2 separate regions of the Homo sapiens genome follow, and region 2 is linked to region 1. The links are chromatin loops, found by intact Hi-C in ENCODE. Cell type or tissue: HepG2. All regions are shown on one strand. Links, peaks and the distances in the headings refer to the core of each region. The heading gives the core; the rest is flanking DNA. Region 1 overlaps LRP6 (LDL receptor related protein 6). Region 2 overlaps BCL2L14 (BCL2 like 14).

The links. A loop is a pair of places that touch in the nucleus more often than their neighbours do. Peaks named below come from ENCODE experiments on the same cell type or tissue, not always from the same donor. Only the 100,000 strongest peaks of a DNase experiment are listed, where the experiment ranks them.
Region 2: it touches region 1 in a loop (1.9-fold over the local background); 2 of 110 quality-filtered maps call a loop at or near these places.

The regions. Positions count from the first base shown.
Region 1 is chr12:12,161,851-12,170,674 of GRCh38, reverse strand. LRP6 (LDL receptor related protein 6) reads left to right here. Exons shown (of 23, transcript NM_002336.3): 8 at 5,380-5,596; 9 at 6,113-6,402; 10 at 8,256-8,482. Among named protein-coding and RNA genes, the nearest start is that of MIR1244-4, 54 kb to the right of the region's middle. In HepG2, for the core only: no CTCF peak of the experiment used is centred there; DNase peaks (open chromatin) are centred at 2,594 and 5,514.
Region 2 is chr12:12,090,152-12,099,035 of GRCh38, reverse strand. It overlaps BCL2L14 (BCL2 like 14), which reads right to left. Exons shown (of 6, transcript NM_138723.2): 4 at 8,187-8,257; 5 at 4,106-4,372; 6 at 1-86. The coding sequence ends at 48. Among named protein-coding and RNA genes, the nearest start is that of MIR1244-4, 17 kb to the left of the region's middle. In HepG2, for the core only: no CTCF peak of the experiment used is centred there; DNase peaks (open chromatin) are centred at 3,865 and 6,215; H3K27me3 peaks cover 251 bases.

The DNA.
Region 1 (8,824 bases), core at 825-8,824:
AGGTGACAGGTATAGAGGGGACAGTGATGTAAACTAAAAAAGGAACCAATTAATTTTATTATAGGCTGTATGTAGTCACCACTCTGAAGACTCTAATCCAGCACAGTGCAATATGTAGCCACTAATTACATGTGGCTCTGCAGAACTTAAAATGTGCCTAGGTTGAATTAGGATGTACTTTAATTGTAAAACACATTCTAAGAGACCTAGTATTAAAAAAAAAACCATAAATGTCATTAATAAAATTTTAATATTGATTACAGGTTGAGAGAAAAGAATTTTGGATGTGTTAGATTAAATAAAGTATACTATTAAAATTCTGTCTACTGTTTTATACTGTTTTTGAGATGAGTCTCATTCTTTCACCCAGACTGAAGTGCAGTGGTGCGGTGTCAGCTCACTGCAACCTCTGCCTCTCAGGTTCAAGCAATTCTGCCTCAGCCTACCGACTAGCTGGGATTACAGGTGTGCATCTCCACACCTGGCTCATTTTTGTATTTTCAGTAGAGAGGGGGCTTCACCATGTTGGCCAGGCTGGTCTTGAACTCCTGGCCTCAAGTGATCCACCCGCCTTGGACTCCCAAAGTGCTAGGATTACAGGTGTGAGCGAAAACATTCTCCTGGCATGTTTTGTACTTTTTAATATGACTACTAGAAAATTTTAAATGGACACATACGGCCTACATTGGTGGCTTGTGTTATATTTCTCCTGGACAGTGCTGTTTTAGATCCAAACCTATTGTAAAAACTACACCAGATGAGAACAAGGAGATCAGGAATTAAAGGAAACAGTGTGCTTACAAAACGTGGTTTTAAAAAAATCTTTAATAAATCTTAATTACATTGCTTAACTTGAAATAGACATGAATTGATAGATCTTGCTTTTGTATTTACGTCATTACCAAAAAAAGACCTTTTAGTTTTTGCTTTTCGAGTGAGAGAACAAGGAATGGTTGGAAGGGACTAGTGCTCAAGTGAGTAAAGCAACCAAATCATTAGTTGTGCCTTCTCAGGAACTATTTTGAGTTCTTCGCCACTGTGCCATTCTTAATACCTTCATTGTTAATACCTTTGTTGAGCTTGTTAATACTTTGATCGTGGTCTTCATTTGTTGTCCTTTCAGCAAATGTTGCTGAAGACCTTTTTCTTTTCATTGTTTGCTTTGCTCTCTTCTTCCTGAGACCCTTGCTTGTATCTAGAGCAGTATTAACACTGATCCAAACCCCAGTTTTCTCAAGGGACTGAAGTGAAGATGAGCAAAGTATTTCTGATCTATAATCCTTTATCTGCAATTCTGAAATCCAAAGGGCTCTGAAAACCAAATGCTGCTTTTGTTAATTGATTTGGTGGAAAACTTGATCTGAACCAGTGTGAGACTATTTGTAGTCTGTCCCACACTGCGGGCATACTTTTATTTATTATTATTATTATTATTATTATCATTTTGAGGCAGAGTTTGCTCTTGTTGCCCAGGCTGGAGTGCAATGGTGCGATCTTGGCTCACTGCAACCTCTGCCTCCCGGGTTTAAGCAACTTTCCTGCCTCACCCTCCCAAGTAGCTGGGATTACAGGCGTTAGCCACCACTCCCGGCTAATTTTTCTATTTTTAGTAGAGACAGGGTTTCACCATGTTTGTCAGGCTAGTCTCGAACTCCTGACCTCAAATGGTCCTCCTGCCTTGGCCTCCCAAAGTGCTGGGATTACAGGTGTGAACCACTGCGCCTGGCCGTGTTTTATTGCAGAAATATTAACATGTTTGGCTATAAATAGTGCTGCCCTGAACCCAAGTAGAGGTGATATGCTATGTGCATTGTGTTAACCTTTCTTTAAAAAAAAACAAAAAGACAAAAACAGTCTGAATTCAGGAATACAACTGACCCTGACTTTAGATAAGGGATTTTGGACCTCTCTTGCCATCTCACAGAAATTGAAAATATTTTGCTAACCATAATTCTATATTGGTTTATTTATTTTTTTCATAATTCTACATTTAAAATAAGATATTTATCTTTAACACAAGCTGAACAGGGTGACAGAGATAAATGAAGTGTTTCTGAAACATGGGTTTATTGTGTCACCCTGCTTAAAGTGCTTTCAGAACCTTCTTGCTTTCTGTAATTCTCCTTATCCTGGAATTTAATACCTGCCATAGGGTGGTATCTGCTTGATGCTGTATCCTTTGAGTCCCCCATGTGTTCGTTCTATCTCAGTCAAGGCATTTCTTTCAAAGTCAAACATGTCGTGTGCATCCTTGGCTTTGCTGTGTCTTAACTCATTTCTTTTTTTCTAGAAAATCTGTTTCTCTTTTTCTTTGTCAAAATTCTAATTCTTCAAGATGAATTTCAACTGCTATTATTTCCTGAAGTTTTTCCTGATTACTTACAGAGAGGGGATATGTGTGTAATTTTAATGTAAATATCGTTTACCTCCCCAATTAGATTGTAATACATTAGCTGGAAGAGGCCCTGTTCTAAACTTCTCAGCATTCATCAGGTCTATCATGGTGGTTTGCATTTACTAGATGTCTTTACTAATGTTGTTTGATTTGCGGGGAGGTGAGTTAGGGGTCTGGCAGAGCAGCAAAAGTGTACTCATATGAAATTGTCAAATATTTGTTCTTTTTTGTTTACTGTTTTAGTTACTTTATATCTAACTAGCAAAAGTAAACAATAAAAATGGGAGTAGGAAATGGGAGGCTGTAGCTGTGTAGTTTCCCACTGGTTTCAGGATACATAAAGGTCTCTTGGTTTTTGTCTTCAGTTTAACAGTGAGTGGTTGTTTTGGTCTTTTATTTTCATATATTCTTTTATATTTATGTATTTTTATTTTGAAGCACTACATTAAATAATTAAATACAATCATTTAGCTGTTTACATTTAGGAACTAAAGCATTTTAATAAAATGATTTTTAAAGGACAGGAACCAGTGTTTACCAGATAGTGCACCTAATACTGTGCTATATATTTAGCATTATTTTATTTGATCCTTAACTAATTCAGTGATGGCAGTGGCGCTGTCCCTTTTTTTTTTTTTGAGACAGAGTCTCACTTTGTTGCCAGGTTGGAGTGCAGTGGCGCGATCTCGGCACACTGCAACCTCTGCCTCCTGGGTTCAAGCGATTCTCCTGCCTCAGCCTCCCGAGTAGCTGGGACTACAGGTGTGCGCCACCACGCCCAGCAAATTTTTTGTATTTTTAGTAGAGACGGGGTTTCACCATGTTGGCCAGGATTGTCTCCATCTCTTGACCTCGTGACCCACCCGTCTCGGCCTCCCAAAATGCTGGGATTACAGGCGTGAGCCACCGCGCCTGGACTGCTGTCCCTATTTTATTTGTGAGACTTGCTTAAAGGTACCCACTGAGTGATAAAGCTTATATTTGAAATACAAATCTCTTTCTGCCACAATACTGTTTGCTGATCATGAGAAATTTTTTAGAGAACAGAAGAATGAAGGGAAACTGGTAAATAGAAGATGCAGAATTATGTTTACTAAAAAGGTCTTAGAATTGTGGCATTTATTATTTTTCTCACAATGATTTTTAATTTCATTCTTACCTATTTTCTGTCTTTTTAAAGATTTTTTTCCTAGGCTGGAGTTACTTAGGCTGGAGTACAGTGGCTTGATTATAGCTCACTGCAGCCTCAAACTCCTGGGCTCAAGCAATCTGCCTGCTTTAGCCTCCCTAGTAGCTAGGACTACAGGCTTACCACACCATGCTTGACTAATTTTTTGGTATTTTTGTAGAGACAGGGCCTTGCCATTTTGTCCAGGCTGGTCTTGAAACCCAAGGCTTAAGTGCTCCTCCTGCCTTGGCCTTCCAAAGTGCTGGGATTATAGGCATGAGCCACCATACCCAGCCTCATTTTCCTAATTCATACTTAATCATCCATCTTTTGTTTAAGCTATTTATTTATCAAAATAAACAAAAATGTTGGAAAGTGATATAGCTGAAAGAGAAAAGATTTTGTTGATCTCATAATAGAAGTAGAAATATAAGTGTTATTCTTTAAAAGTTTAATATTGGGCATCTAGTTTATGCTTTTACACCAGCAAATTTTAATAGGAAAGCCAACATTTGAATGTAAAGATCAGCAAAATTAGCGTAATTTATTAAATGTAAGATAATGCAAAATAAGATAGAATTAAATCTAAGAATAAAACCGAATCAGGCATATTTTAACATACCACAAACTTATAAGAAAGTAATATTTTTGTATTGTATAATACAGAATATTTATCACTCTGTGTTGGGTGCTCCCTAATAGAATGATTGAACTCTCCCTAATGCAGGACATAGGTTCACTGTTAAGTATATGACCTTTTAGATGAGGTAGCAGTACATGTTCCTGGAAATGCAATTGGAAATGCTGCAGTAGAAACTGAGAAGACCTTGTTCTGTTCTGAAAGATGCAGCAAGCCTTCCAGAGTCCCAGTGTTCAAGTCCCTACCTGAGACCATTTCTGTCACTTAAAGGGGCCTGCGTGCTGGGCAAATTAGCCTTTAGAAATGTTATTTCATACTAAAAACATGTACATGTGAACAATATCTGCTCCTACCCCCCCAAAAAAGGTATCAGATATAATCTTATATGTAAATATCAAATATTAGTTATATTATGTCAATAAAGGTATCCCAAGTAAGTCAACACTGAATAGTGCATGGTGAATGCACTGTGAATACAGTATGAATGCCAGAGTGAATTTAATAATGTTACTATTAGGTAGTTGGAAAGAGAAGGTACATCCTAGTTTCTTGAAACTTAGATGCAGAGAGGGTGTCATATAATCCCGATACTTTTGTGATTATAATCTCAGAGGAATGAGAGATTTATTGAGATCCCTTTTATCTGTTTTTTGTTGTTACTGACAACAACAACAAAATAAAAAGCATGCTAAGTGGAAAAAGTCCTGAAAAAGACATCAACTGTGTTTACAAGCTCTGTGACCTTACATGAATCTCAGTTTCCATAGGCAAAGCTCTCAAGATAAAATAAAAGATGTTATAAAACAAAATATATGATAAAATAATGTATATGAAGGTACATTATAATTTGAAAACAAATGTGCAAACTTAAGGTGATGATACTGTATTTTTAATTTTGCCACAATTGTTTAATAGAAGAGTTGCATAATCTAAAGTTGCCAGAATTTTTAGAAGGAAGAGTAATATGAGATTGGGGGGAAAAGTGGTCAAATAGAGGCTTATATGGAAAATTTGAAATCATTTTTATAAAATCATCATGTAATTTTGAGAAAGCATTGTAATAGGAATACCAAGATGACTCTTGGATTTTTATACAACAGGCAGTTGGATTTGTTATTTTTAGCTGAAGAATAAATGCATAATTCATCCCCTTCTCTTTTGAATTTAAACCTGAAGGTTATGAATACTGATGGCACTGGGAGACGAGTACTAGTGGAAGACAAAATTCCTCACATATTTGGATTTACTTTGTTGGGTGACTATGTTTACTGGACTGACTGGCAGAGGCGTAGCATTGAAAGAGTTCATAAACGAAGTGCAGAGAGGGAAGTGATCATAGATCAGCTGCCTGACCTCATGGGCCTAAAGGCTACAAATGTTCATCGAGTGATTGGTGAGTAACTCCAAAGCTTTCTTAGAAATGGGAACCAGGAATGAAAAAAGATGGAGATAGTCAGCAGTGTAAATTATTGATGTTTTGAGGCAATTTTGAAACCTTCTTTACTGCCCCCCCGCCTTTTTTTTTTTTTTTTTTTTTTTTTTTTTTTTTTTTACTGAGAAGGGACCTTTTAAACGTTGACTTACTACTCTAGCTACCCAGTTTGAATTGAAGGGCTGAATACACATGCACAGGCACACCTTCATCAAAAGAATTCAGTCTGATAGTATGAATAATATACCTTACTTTAAAGCTTACTGTGGTATTAAAGGAAAATACTTCACCATGCTTTTACTCCCTATTAATCTGCATATTACTTGTTTGTGATATTAGAATTGAAACTTGAGATTGGGAGCAAGACATAATCATAGGCATTTGTGAACCAAACGCTTAAGTAATTTAAAAGTGAAAATATGTTGAATGTATCAATGTGTGTGTCCTTCTGTGCCCCTTTTATAATTAATCTTTTAGGTTCCAACCCCTGTGCTGAGGAAAACGGGGGATGTAGCCATCTCTGCCTCTATAGACCTCAGGGCCTTCGCTGTGCTTGCCCTATTGGCTTTGAACTCATCAGTGACATGAAGACCTGCATTGTCCCAGAGGCTTTCCTTTTGTTTTCACGGAGAGCAGATATCAGACGAATTTCTCTGGAAACAAACAATAATAATGTGGCTATTCCACTCACTGGTGTCAAAGAAGCTTCTGCTTTGGATTTTGATGTGACAGACAACCGAATTTATTGGACTGATATATCACTCAAGGTTAGCAAAAGAATTGGAATATTAAAGCTAGGGACTAAAAGGGAGAACTTCTAGAATTTCTGAATCTTCATGCTGTGACCCACCTCCCTCATTGTTTGACAGGCAGAGTTCAACAAAAACCCTCAAGTTTTTTTTTTTTTTTTTAAACGGTGTCTTGCTCTGTCACCCAGGCTGGAGTGCAGTGGTGCAGTCTCGGCTCACTGCAACCCCTGCCTCCCAGGTTCAAGCGATTCTCCTGCTTCAGCCTCCCGAGCAGCTAGGACTACAGGTGCGTGCCACGACGCCCAGCTAATTTTTGTATTTTTAGTAGTGACGGGGTTTCACCATGTTGGCCAGGCCGCTCGAACTCTTGACCTCGTGATCCGCCCGCTTCGTCCTCCCAAAGTGCTGGGATTACAGGCGTGAGCCACCGCGCCCAGCCAAAACCCTTAAGTTTTTAAGTGAAGGGAAAGGCCCATTCAGTATTTTATTAGATGCTTTTTAATACAGATACTTTGCCAGAGTGTTTTAAATCTGCAAGCCATAGTCTTCCTCTACTTTCTTCCATTTGAAAATGATGAATGACATTTTCTGCAATTAGCTGAGTAAGGAAATGTGTGCTTCACGTAAAATGGCTGTTGATTTACTTTAAAAAAAAATTCGTGATTTACTTTAAACAAAATTTTAGGGCCTGACTGAGGCGGAAAAGGCCAACAATGAGTTATTCTTTATTTTCTTCTTCCTAGAATAGTTACTGAAAAGAATACCAGGATAGCCAGAGAGGAAGCTCCCAACCTATAAATCTGAAGAATAATCTTTTCTTCTTCCAGATTGTTTTGGGCTTGTTTCAGATAACTCATGTAAACTTTTTTGTAATATGCGAAAACATGGGGTGTTGGAGTCAGAGTTGGATTCTAATGGTGTTCAGTTAAATTTATTAAGTGAATAAATGAAATAAATAAATTTTGGTTTGCATTGGGTGATGTTCTAAATTTCCTCATCTTGAAAATGGGGGGTGGCTGGGTGCGGTGACTCAGGCCTGTAAATCCCAGCACTTTGGGAGGCTGAGGCACATGGATCACCTGAGGTCACGAGTTTGAGAACAGCCTGGCCAACATGACAAAACCCCGTCTCTACTAAAAATACAAAAATTAGCTGGTCATGGTGGCGCATACCTGTAATCCCAGCTACTCGGGAAACTGAGGCACGAGAATCACTTGAACCTGGGAGGCAGAAGTTGCAGTGAGCCGAGATCATGCCACTGCACTCCAGCCTGGGTGACAGAGTGAGACTCTGTCTCAAAAACATAAAATAGGGGTGATGCCATACTTGCAGGACTGTTGTATTAAGTGACAAAATCTACGGACAAAACGTACTTAGGATAATACTTGATAAGATGTATCTATTATTAGTTTGAATTATGATTTTTAAAAGTGTTATGGGACTCAGTGCTATAATGGTAGTATAATGGTTACATTCATTTATATGGTAGGCATGATGACTTGCCATAATCTTAAGCACCTTTAGAAAATTGACCACTAATTAAGATCTGTAGCATTGTGGTCACAGCTTTTCCACTTGATTACTGATAAATTTTAAAAGTAAAGTCATTCTGCTGTTAGTAGAATAAATTTTTGGTGCATTAGAGTTTTAAAATTTCTCCCCTGAATTGGCAGTAAAACTTGAAGTTGCATTTATTAGAGATTGACATCAAATTTTTCTGTGCTTGCAAGTTATGTGAATTTTAATAGGAAATAGTATGCCTCTTGGCACTTCTGGATCCTCTTGCCCCTGACAAAAACCAAACCAAACCTTCTTTCTGGATAGGGTTTAGACTTATGCCATATGACTTAGTTGTTAATGTTCTTTTGCAGACCATCAGCAGAGCCTTTATGAATGGCAGTGCACTGGAACATGTGGTAGAATTCGGCTTAGATTATCCAGAAGGCATGGCAGTAGACTGGCTTGGGAAGAACTTGTACTGGGCAGACACAGGAACGAATCGAATTGAGGTGTCAAAGTTGGATGGGCAGCACCGACAAGTTTTGGTGTGGAAAGACCTAGATAGTCCCAGAGCTCTCGCGTTGGACCCTGCCGAAGGGTAAACAGCTTTACATGTGCATTCTTTGCAACTGCAGTGTACATTTCGGGGAACATGGCATAGTTACAGATGATATTCTTAATGTTTTAAATAATACGTATTAGGAATCTGAGAACTAAATGATAGATGAACTTTTAAAAACACTATTGATATTTTGCTGATTTGAATGAATAATTATTAGCTAATTTTACTCTTGTCGTAATTAACTTTAGGTGAAGAAAGAGGGGAATGGGTTAATAAATGTTACTGATGAGTATACTGATATGTTAAGTATATATACCAAGAGGTATTATCCATCTGTAGTTGCTTGCACTCCTTCCCAGTTATACTAGATTCCAAGCC
Region 2 (8,884 bases), core at 405-8,404, 71 kb after region 1:
CAGGACCACAGTAGACAAAGAGTATTCCTGATGACAAATCTGATATTTCAGTCTACTTCTTCATGTGATATCCCAAGTATTTTTTCCTAGAGGGGAAAAATAGGTTCTTAAAATTCCAAGTTAGATTTACTGTTGAAGTGAAAACATATGGCTGCTAACTCTGCTCTATCCCAGGCGTGACCCGAGGCTCAGGAGACCATGTTAGTTTGGGGGAGGGTTTGGAGAGGTGACTGGCATTCTTGGTATGCCTGCAAGGAAGACATCAGCTAAGGTCTTACGTTACACACCCAGAGCTAACAGGCTGGATCTTTCCTTGAAGATGGGAGGGCTTCAAGGGTGTATTTAAAATGTAATAAAAGTGGGTACTGAAAGGTCAATGACTATGAAGGTTACAACTCTCTCCTTTCAAAGTGCTACAGAATGGGTGAGGTTGCAGGACTGCAGGGTAACTATGTGAATGGTGCTCCACAGAGAGCACAAAGAGCCAAGGAGTAAATCAGAATCTCGTGGTAGCTTGTTTGGCATGCCTTGTAGATAGAGTTGCTATTCATTCATTTGATCGATTCATTCACCGTTCTACAAGTACTGGCTGAACATCTATGGTGTTATGTAGAGGAATGGGAGCTATGGGAGATTAAAGGAGCCATCATAAAAACATGATCTCACCCTTACAGATTTGCAGTTTAGTTGGGAAGATGAGATGTACTCATATGAAATGTGGAATACTGAGATAGGAACCCTGAGCTTCTGGAAAGCTTGTGCATGGGACTAGATTTCTCTCCTCCCACACTACTACAAGGACAGCAGAGAGAGCCATCGAGACACTTGGTGCCAATGGAAGTCCCAGGAGGCTTACTTCCCATTGTCTTCTTTTTTTCCCGTTAAGGGACTCTGAGCACACGCCCCAATCCACATGTCCTTCACACTTCCATAGCTCATATCAGCTCATAAATATTCTTTATCATCCTCCTTTATTTTTTTCTACCCTTTGGAAAAATTAGTCATCCCTCTCACATTCTTTGTCTCCCCTCTCCTAATTTCCACTGACATGCTCCAAATTAAACTTAACTGTGGCCAAGAGTTAAGATTAAGGTTTATGATAACTTGGATAAGAAATACATTTTGAATTGAAACTACAGATGTTAAAGAACTAGTGCCATCAATTTCTAAAGCCTTTGGAAATCCACTTTAGTATTCCTACTGAATAATTCATCTTTTTTTTTTTCTAATTGGAACTGTTTTTTTTCTCCAGTACCAGCAGCCAAATTAAAAAAATAATTGCATTCATTTCTCTTTCCTCTTTTTGATTACTAGAATTAGAACTGCTAGTTTTATAAAGATTGATTGAAATATAATTATGCTATAAAATTCACTAATTCAGTGAATTCGTATATTCACTTTTAGTATATTCACAGAGTTATGCAAACATCGCCTCTGATTTTAGGACATTATCATCACTCCAAAAATAAACTTCACATCCCTTAGCAATTATTCCCATTCTCTCACCCTCAGCTCCTAGCAACGAGTCTACTTTCTGTATCTATACATTTGCCTATTCTGGACACTTCATATACATGGAATCATACAGTATATGGCCTTTTTGCCTGACTTTCTCTCACTTAGCATAATGTTTTTAAGGTTCATCCATGTATCAATACTTGCTTTATTTTTATAGTGGAATAACATTCCATTGTGTGGCTATACTACATTTTCCTTATCCATTCATCATTCATCAGTTGATGGACATTTGGGTTGCTTCCACTTTTTGGCTAATGGAAGCTATGAACATTCATGTACAAATTTTTGTATGAAAATATGTCTTCAACTTTCTTGGGTATATATCCAGGAGTGGAACTGGTAACTTTATTTTTTTTAATTTTTTTTATTTTTTGAGACAGAGTCTCGCTCTCTCTCCCAGGCTGGAGTGCAGTGGCGCGATCTTGGCTCACTGCAAGCTCCGCCTCCCAGGTTTACACCATTCTCCTACCTCAGCCCCCCTGAGTAGCTGGGACTACAGGCACCTGCCACCATGCCCGGCTAATTTTTTTGTATTTTTAGTAGAGACGGGGTTTCACCGTGTTAGCCAGGATGGTCTCGATCTCCTGACCTCGTGATCCACCCGCCTCGGCCTCCCAAAGTGCTGGGATTACAGGCGTGAGCCACTGCGCCCGGCCCCTGGAATTGGTAACTTCATAGTTAACATTTTTGGGAACTCCCAAGTGGTTTTCCAAAGGGACTGCACCATTTTACAATCCAACCAGCAACATAAAAGGTTCCAATTTCTCCACATCCTCACCGACGTCAATGCTTTTCTTTTTCATTTTAGCCACTGTAGTGGATAGAGCTCAATGTTGCTTTGATTTGCATTTTCCTACTGTTGAAATGAAGATGTCAAACAAGCGTCTTTTCATGTGCTTTTAGCCATTTATATATATTCTTTGGAGAAATGTCTATTCAAATCCATTGCTCATTTGAAAATTGGGTTATTTGACATTTTATTGTTCAATTATAATAGTTCATTATGTATTTAGATATGTCTTTTATTAGAGATTTTATTTGCAAGTATTTTTCCCCATTCTGTGGGTTGTTTTTTTTTTTTTTTCACATTCTTGGTGGTGGTGTTCTTGGAAGCACAAAACAAAATCCAATGTATCTATTCTTTCTTTTGTTGCTTGTGCTTTTGGTGTAGAACCACTGCTTTTTAATAGCATATTTATGGTATTTTAGCTACATTAGTGGGTTAAACAGATTTTTGAGAGCTAGCCTGTGAACCCAATTGATAATTATAATTTCTCTGAGAAAATATATTAAGAGGACTAACAATGATTTTTAAAATGAATGCTTGAAACATAGTCAATTGGGAATTTGATCATCTTTTGTATATTATTATGGTGCAAACATGAAGTGCTGGAGATTAGAGACTGTGCAGCCTTTGAGCTGGAAGGGTCAGGAGAGGCTTTGGGGCAGATGAGGGCTCAAGGGGGTTGTTGGGGTGAAGGAATCCTGGAAAGAAGAATAGGTAGAACTAAAATAATGTTGAGGAACCTGTCCTCCTTTTAGAATAAGCTAAGGCAGCTTAAGTTTAGAATACTTAAGAATGGCCTTGGTTGTTCAGATCAGCCACTTAGGGTTATCAAACTTGGTGCAAAAGTGGAAAATAGAAAGGAACTCAATGTACAGAAACTGAAGACCGTGGCAGCCACTGAAGACCATGGCGGGCACTTCAGACCCTTGGGCAAGATCAGCTGCACTTTCCTTCCATCAGCAAAGAGACCAAGGCTGTGTGGAGGTCCCAGGGTCACTCCAGCCATGCCTAGAGCCGACTCAATCCTCCTGCTGGCCCCTGGACCATTCTAGTGGAAAGAGAACTAAGGATAATGTGGGATGAAGGTCTGTCCGCCTAGGAATGCCTAGGCCTGTTGAGAGTTAAAGTTGTGGGGTAGTACATTTTGACACGGTGGACCTTATGTAGCTGTTTGAACATGGCAGTCTTAAGGAGACCTGAGGAACTGGGGATGAGGGATGGGAGAGGGTTTGAGGCAAAAGGGAAAGAGGTCTGTTTTGACTGATACCAGGTAATTGAAAATAGATGAAAGTTTAACTGTTGGCTTTTTATTTGGTATCAAAATGTCACCCTCAAAATGGCTGGGTCAAAGCAGCAATGACAAAATGCCATGAACCCTGAGTCTCTGCATGAGGCTTAGTCTCCGTGACCTCTAAGTATCTGCAAGTGTGAGGAACTGTCTGCCTGCCCTTGTCTCCCTGCCAGACTTCCGTTGCCTGCAAAATTTGTGAAAACAGAAATTACGTCTATCTAAACATTTCTTATCTCAGCATCTCCTCATTTCCTGTTCCATCTGACCAGTCCCTTTCCATCCACACATACCCTGCATACCCTTGGAGAGCTCAGTAAATATTTATTGATGATGAAGATAATCACTAAAAATATGTTCCCATCAATGGGATCTATCTCTGGCCACTCAAGTGTCCTAAACTCATGAGAACTGCTTCATAGATGTGTTCCCTTCATTTAAAAAAAAAAAAAAAATCCATCCCATCTCTTCTGAGTTCTGAGAAAATTTGTTTTTAAATAGGATACGCTTACCCATCCACCGTGCTGCTGGATCCATGGCGAGAAGTTCTCTTTCAGGTACTTGGTGCCAAAGCCCAGGACCCTGTTCATCGGGTGGTTGTCAATAGCTGTGAGCTTGGCCGTGACGTCTATTACAAGGGCAGCCTTAAAGCCCTGAGCTTTGACCTCTGATTCTCCCCTGGGGTCCACACCCATTAGGACCTGGTCTGTGATGGTCTTGAAAACAGAGTAGGACAGCCCATCCTGGAAGTGGCCCATCAAAGCCTTATCTTTCTTCAGCTGTGTACAAAAGAATAAGCACTCAGTACAGTAGCTTGGCTCCACGAGGCAGACAGAAGTTCATTCTTTAGCTCAAATGCAGGCCATCAAACCATCCTGTGGAAAACCCTGGATGCTGGTGTCAACCAAGGGAATGGGGATGAAGGCAGTGTCCTGCAGAACCAGAATGGGCATGTACTGCTCGGTGAATTCATTTCATCAGCACAAATACATGTATAAAATGGAACAGTCAGTTCATTTGACATTTAACAAATATTTCCTGAGCACTTATAATGGGCAGGTAGTATGGATGACTGAGATGCGGGTCCTCACTCAAAGGGCTCACAGTCTAGTGGGAATTGCAGAAAAATGTGATGTCCTTTGCTAGAAGTAGTGTAAGGGACAGGATCTGAAGCTTAGGAATCACTGTCTTGGCTCAAACCCCTGGGTCCACCTCTTACTTAGCTATGCAATCTTGGGGAAATTAACCTCTCAGATTCAGTTTGTCATCTCTAAACTAGGATGGTGATAGTATTGATACTATAGGGTAATTGTTTTCTTTCTTTTTTTTTTTTTTAAGACAGGGTTTCACTCCCATTGCCCAGGCTGGAGTGCAGTGGTGTGGTCTCAGCTCACTGCAACCTCTGCCTCCTGGGCTCAAGTGATTCTCTTGCCTCAGCCTCCCAAGTAGATGGGACTACAGGTGCATGCCACCACACCTGGCTAATTTTTTTCTATTTTTTTGTAGAGATAGAGTTTCGCCATGTTGCCCACTCCTGGGCTTAAGCGATCCACCCACCTCAGCCTCCCCAAAGTGTTGGGATTACAGGCATGAGTCCCTGCACCCAGTCTTCATTTTCTTTTCTTTTCTTTCTTTCTTTTTTTTTTTTCTGAGATGGAGTCTCACTCTCTTGCCCAGACTGGAGTGCAGAGGCGCGATCTCAGCTCACTGCAACCTCCGCCTCCCAGGTTCAAGCAACTCTCCTGTCTCAGCCTCCCAAGTAGCTGGGATTACTGGCACACACCACCACACCCGGCTAATTTTTGTATTTTTAGTAGAGACAGGGTTTCATCATGTTGGTAAGGCTGGTCTTGAACTCCTAACCTTAGGTGATCCACCTGCCTCGGCCTCCCAAAGTGCTGGGATTACAGGTGTGGGCCACTGTGCCCGTACCCAGCCTTCATTTTCTTAAGAAACTTTTATTATTATTGTTTTTTAGGGACAAGGCTTACTATATTGCCCAGGCTGGTCTCAAACTCCTGGCCTCAAGCGATCCTCCCACCTCGGCCTCCCCAGGAGCTGGGATTACAAGTGTGAGCCACTGTGCTTGGCCCTATACTATAGGGTAGTTGAACACTTTATAGTGCTGGACATAGAAGAGGTGCTTTGGAAATGCGAGTCATTTTTCAGGATGCTACGGGAGCATGGAGGTCAGGGAAGACTCCCTTGCATGCAATGTTCACTTAAAAAAACTCCAATTCATTGATTTCTTTCCCATTATTCTACCCTATTGATTTTACCTCCCGGCCTTCCCTTGAACCTGGTATCTCTCTGCTTTACCTCCTTTGAACTACCACGCCTTTAAAACAAAATCAATGCTGCCTCTTCTGCTTTTGAAAAATCAGGGCTCATATCAAAAAGCTATATATCATCTTCATTTAAAGCATTCTTGCAATGTCTGTTAATATGCTGGTTGTCATGTGAAAACGGAAATTTCTGAGTGAGCAGGGACAAAATATTTATTTGAAAATCCTCTAGTTCTGTCCTAGAGGAATGATAAGCCAAGCGGGTTTTCAACAAATATTGTTTCTAAAAGGGATATCTGGGGGATGAGTCAGATGCGATTGGGAGATTTTGGCAGACCTGTCTTTTCCCTGAACCACGCCCACCCCCACCGTCCAGGCCCCGTCTGGGTTGTGACTCTGCAGGAGGCATGGCCAGCCTCCTCCATAACAGGGAACAGACTCCTCTTCATCAGTTTCCCAATGGAGGAGGCCAGGCTCAAAACCCTAGCAGGCAGCCAAGTGGGGACTGTGCCAGAACAGTAAAAGAATCAAACGCCACAAAGACAGGGCTTCCACTGGCACCTCCTCACCCCTCCCCTGCCTGTCCCTCTCGGGTGCACCTGGCTCTTTGGCCTCTCCTGGAGGTGTAGGATGGGCCTTCGGGCTGTGTGTGCTCTTGGGACCAGCGGCTCTGCAGATCCCCTGCAGCCACACACACGGCACTCTGCAGTGGGAGCTTGGCACCCGCCCAGCACAAGGTCACACCTACCATGTGTCTCTAGCAGAGCTCCCTACTGGGGAAGCATGTAAAGGAAATAACAACCAAGGCTTTGCCATAAGCAATGTAAAATGTCCAAACTCCTTAAGAGAGAGCACCAGGCAAAGTGAGGTTTTTGAAAGTGGTAATTTGTGGGGGTGAAAATGAAACCATCGCTCTTCATAACCTGAGATCGGTGGCCTTCGTCCCACCTCCAGCACCCCCACTCCGCCTTTCCCACCTCCCTGACCAATGACCACAAGTCCCTGCTTAGGGAAGCTGGGAAGGAGGTTGCCGTGAGAGCCACAGAAACTCTGAGTTGTAAAGAGCCCTTGAGGTTGTCTAAAGGACCCCTCGGAGTTCTGTGCTGAAATGCTAACTGGTATTGGCACCTACTTGCAATTCTTCCCGTGACAGGAAGATCATTCTCTCACAAGGCACCCGTTGACTCTCATGGGCAGCCTGGAATGCCTATTCTCCAGGAATGGAGGTTCATTCTTACCATAAGGAGAAATCAATCACCCCATACTAGGCATAATTTGTGTATCCATGACACTAGCTCTGGAGAAATGCAGGGGTGCCCTTAAATCATGATCCTGTTCCATCTCTTGCTTCCTCTGCACCCCTCTCCACCCTCTACTTGTGGTCCCAAAGCTCACACACCCCGTTCTCTTTTCTTTAACCTAATATCCCTGGTTTTCTCGCTGTTTCTCATTCTGTCCCATCTCCCAGGTGCTTCGCCCTCTGGGTCACCAGCCTCTGGGCACACTTTTGACAAAGCTATAGACAGGAGCTGTTTGTCTTCCTGCAGAACCTCCCATCCCCACCCCCAGGGTCTGACTCCCTCCCCACAGATTCTGGAAAAACAAGGGTCTATGTCTGCAAGCCAGCCCCTGATTGACAGATTCTAGAGACTACTCAGTCGTCTGTGGGTTATGGACCCAGGAGGCATAGAGAAGCCCTTTTGACTCTGTTGAAGGTTTGCTCACCAACTGTTTACCTGAAGGCAACTCTCACCCGTTCCTGATTGGAAAGATGGGTCTCAACTTCCAAATGGCAGGAAATCCATACATTCTCCCAGTAACACTAGCGCACCTCCCTGGCTGAACTGCTAAGAGAGCCCTTAAACAGGCAACAGTCCAGCAACTACAGGGGAAAAAGATTCCAGAAAGTATTCCAGCTTTGGAGCAACTGTGGGACACAGATATCCAGGCTGCAAAGCAAATGCGAGTCTAAACTTCAATGAGGATCAGTTACATGGGGAATGAGATTAATAATTCCATCCAGCAAATTTTAATTTACTGGTGTCTTTTCTTGCAATAACAAGTTTCTTTTTTAGTTTCCAAAAATTCCAAGGAGGCTCCAGAAGGTTTACTTATGTTTTCCAAAGTGACTCATTTTTGAGATTCTACCAGCATGAAGAATTTTGACTCCAAGGGAAATAAAATTTAGGACTAAGTAGAAACCAGGACTTAGAAAGGGAATAAGGTTGCAACCTGGAATACAATTCCATTCTCGTGTACTAGTGCATGGGCACAGAAATCAATCGCATCAGTTCAAGGTGTTCCATACCTTTCTTTCCAACTGATCTCCTGAATATTTCAGCAGCTCAACAATTTTGGCTAGTATTTGTTCTTCTTCATCTGTCGGGGAAAATTCCAGTTATTTCTTTTAAGAGAAGCAAAAAATAATCTTACATTTTTCCAGGGACAATGAATGCTTGTGGCTTGGTAAGGGCTGGAGGAAGAGGCATGCTAATTCTTTTTTTTTTTTTTATTTTTTATTTTTTAGACAGAGTTTTGCTCTTGTTGCCCAAGCTGTAGTGCAATGGTGCGATCTTGCCTCACTGCAACCTCTGCCTCCCAGGTTCAAGAGATTCTCATGCCTCAGTCTCCCAAGTAGCTGGGATTACAGGCGTGTGCCACCACGCCTGGCTAATTTTTTTGTATTTTTACTAGAAACCCAGGTTTCACCATGTTAGCCAGGCTGGTCTCAAACTCCTGACCTCAGGTGGTCCACCCACTTCGGCCTCCCAAAGTGCTGGAATTACAGGCATGAGCCACTGTGCCTGGCAAGAAGCATGTTCATTCTTATCAAGTAAATCTTACCTCGCCTCTTCTGCCCAGACACAAACCATACTAGGGATTTCTCCTACAGCCCCTTCCTTTCCTTCTTTCCCCTTCTTCCTTTGCTCAGTCCCCCAGCTCTCACTGTGAAATTCATCGCTGTAGTTACCTTAAGCTTGTTGTTGAAGACATCGGTTTCACAGC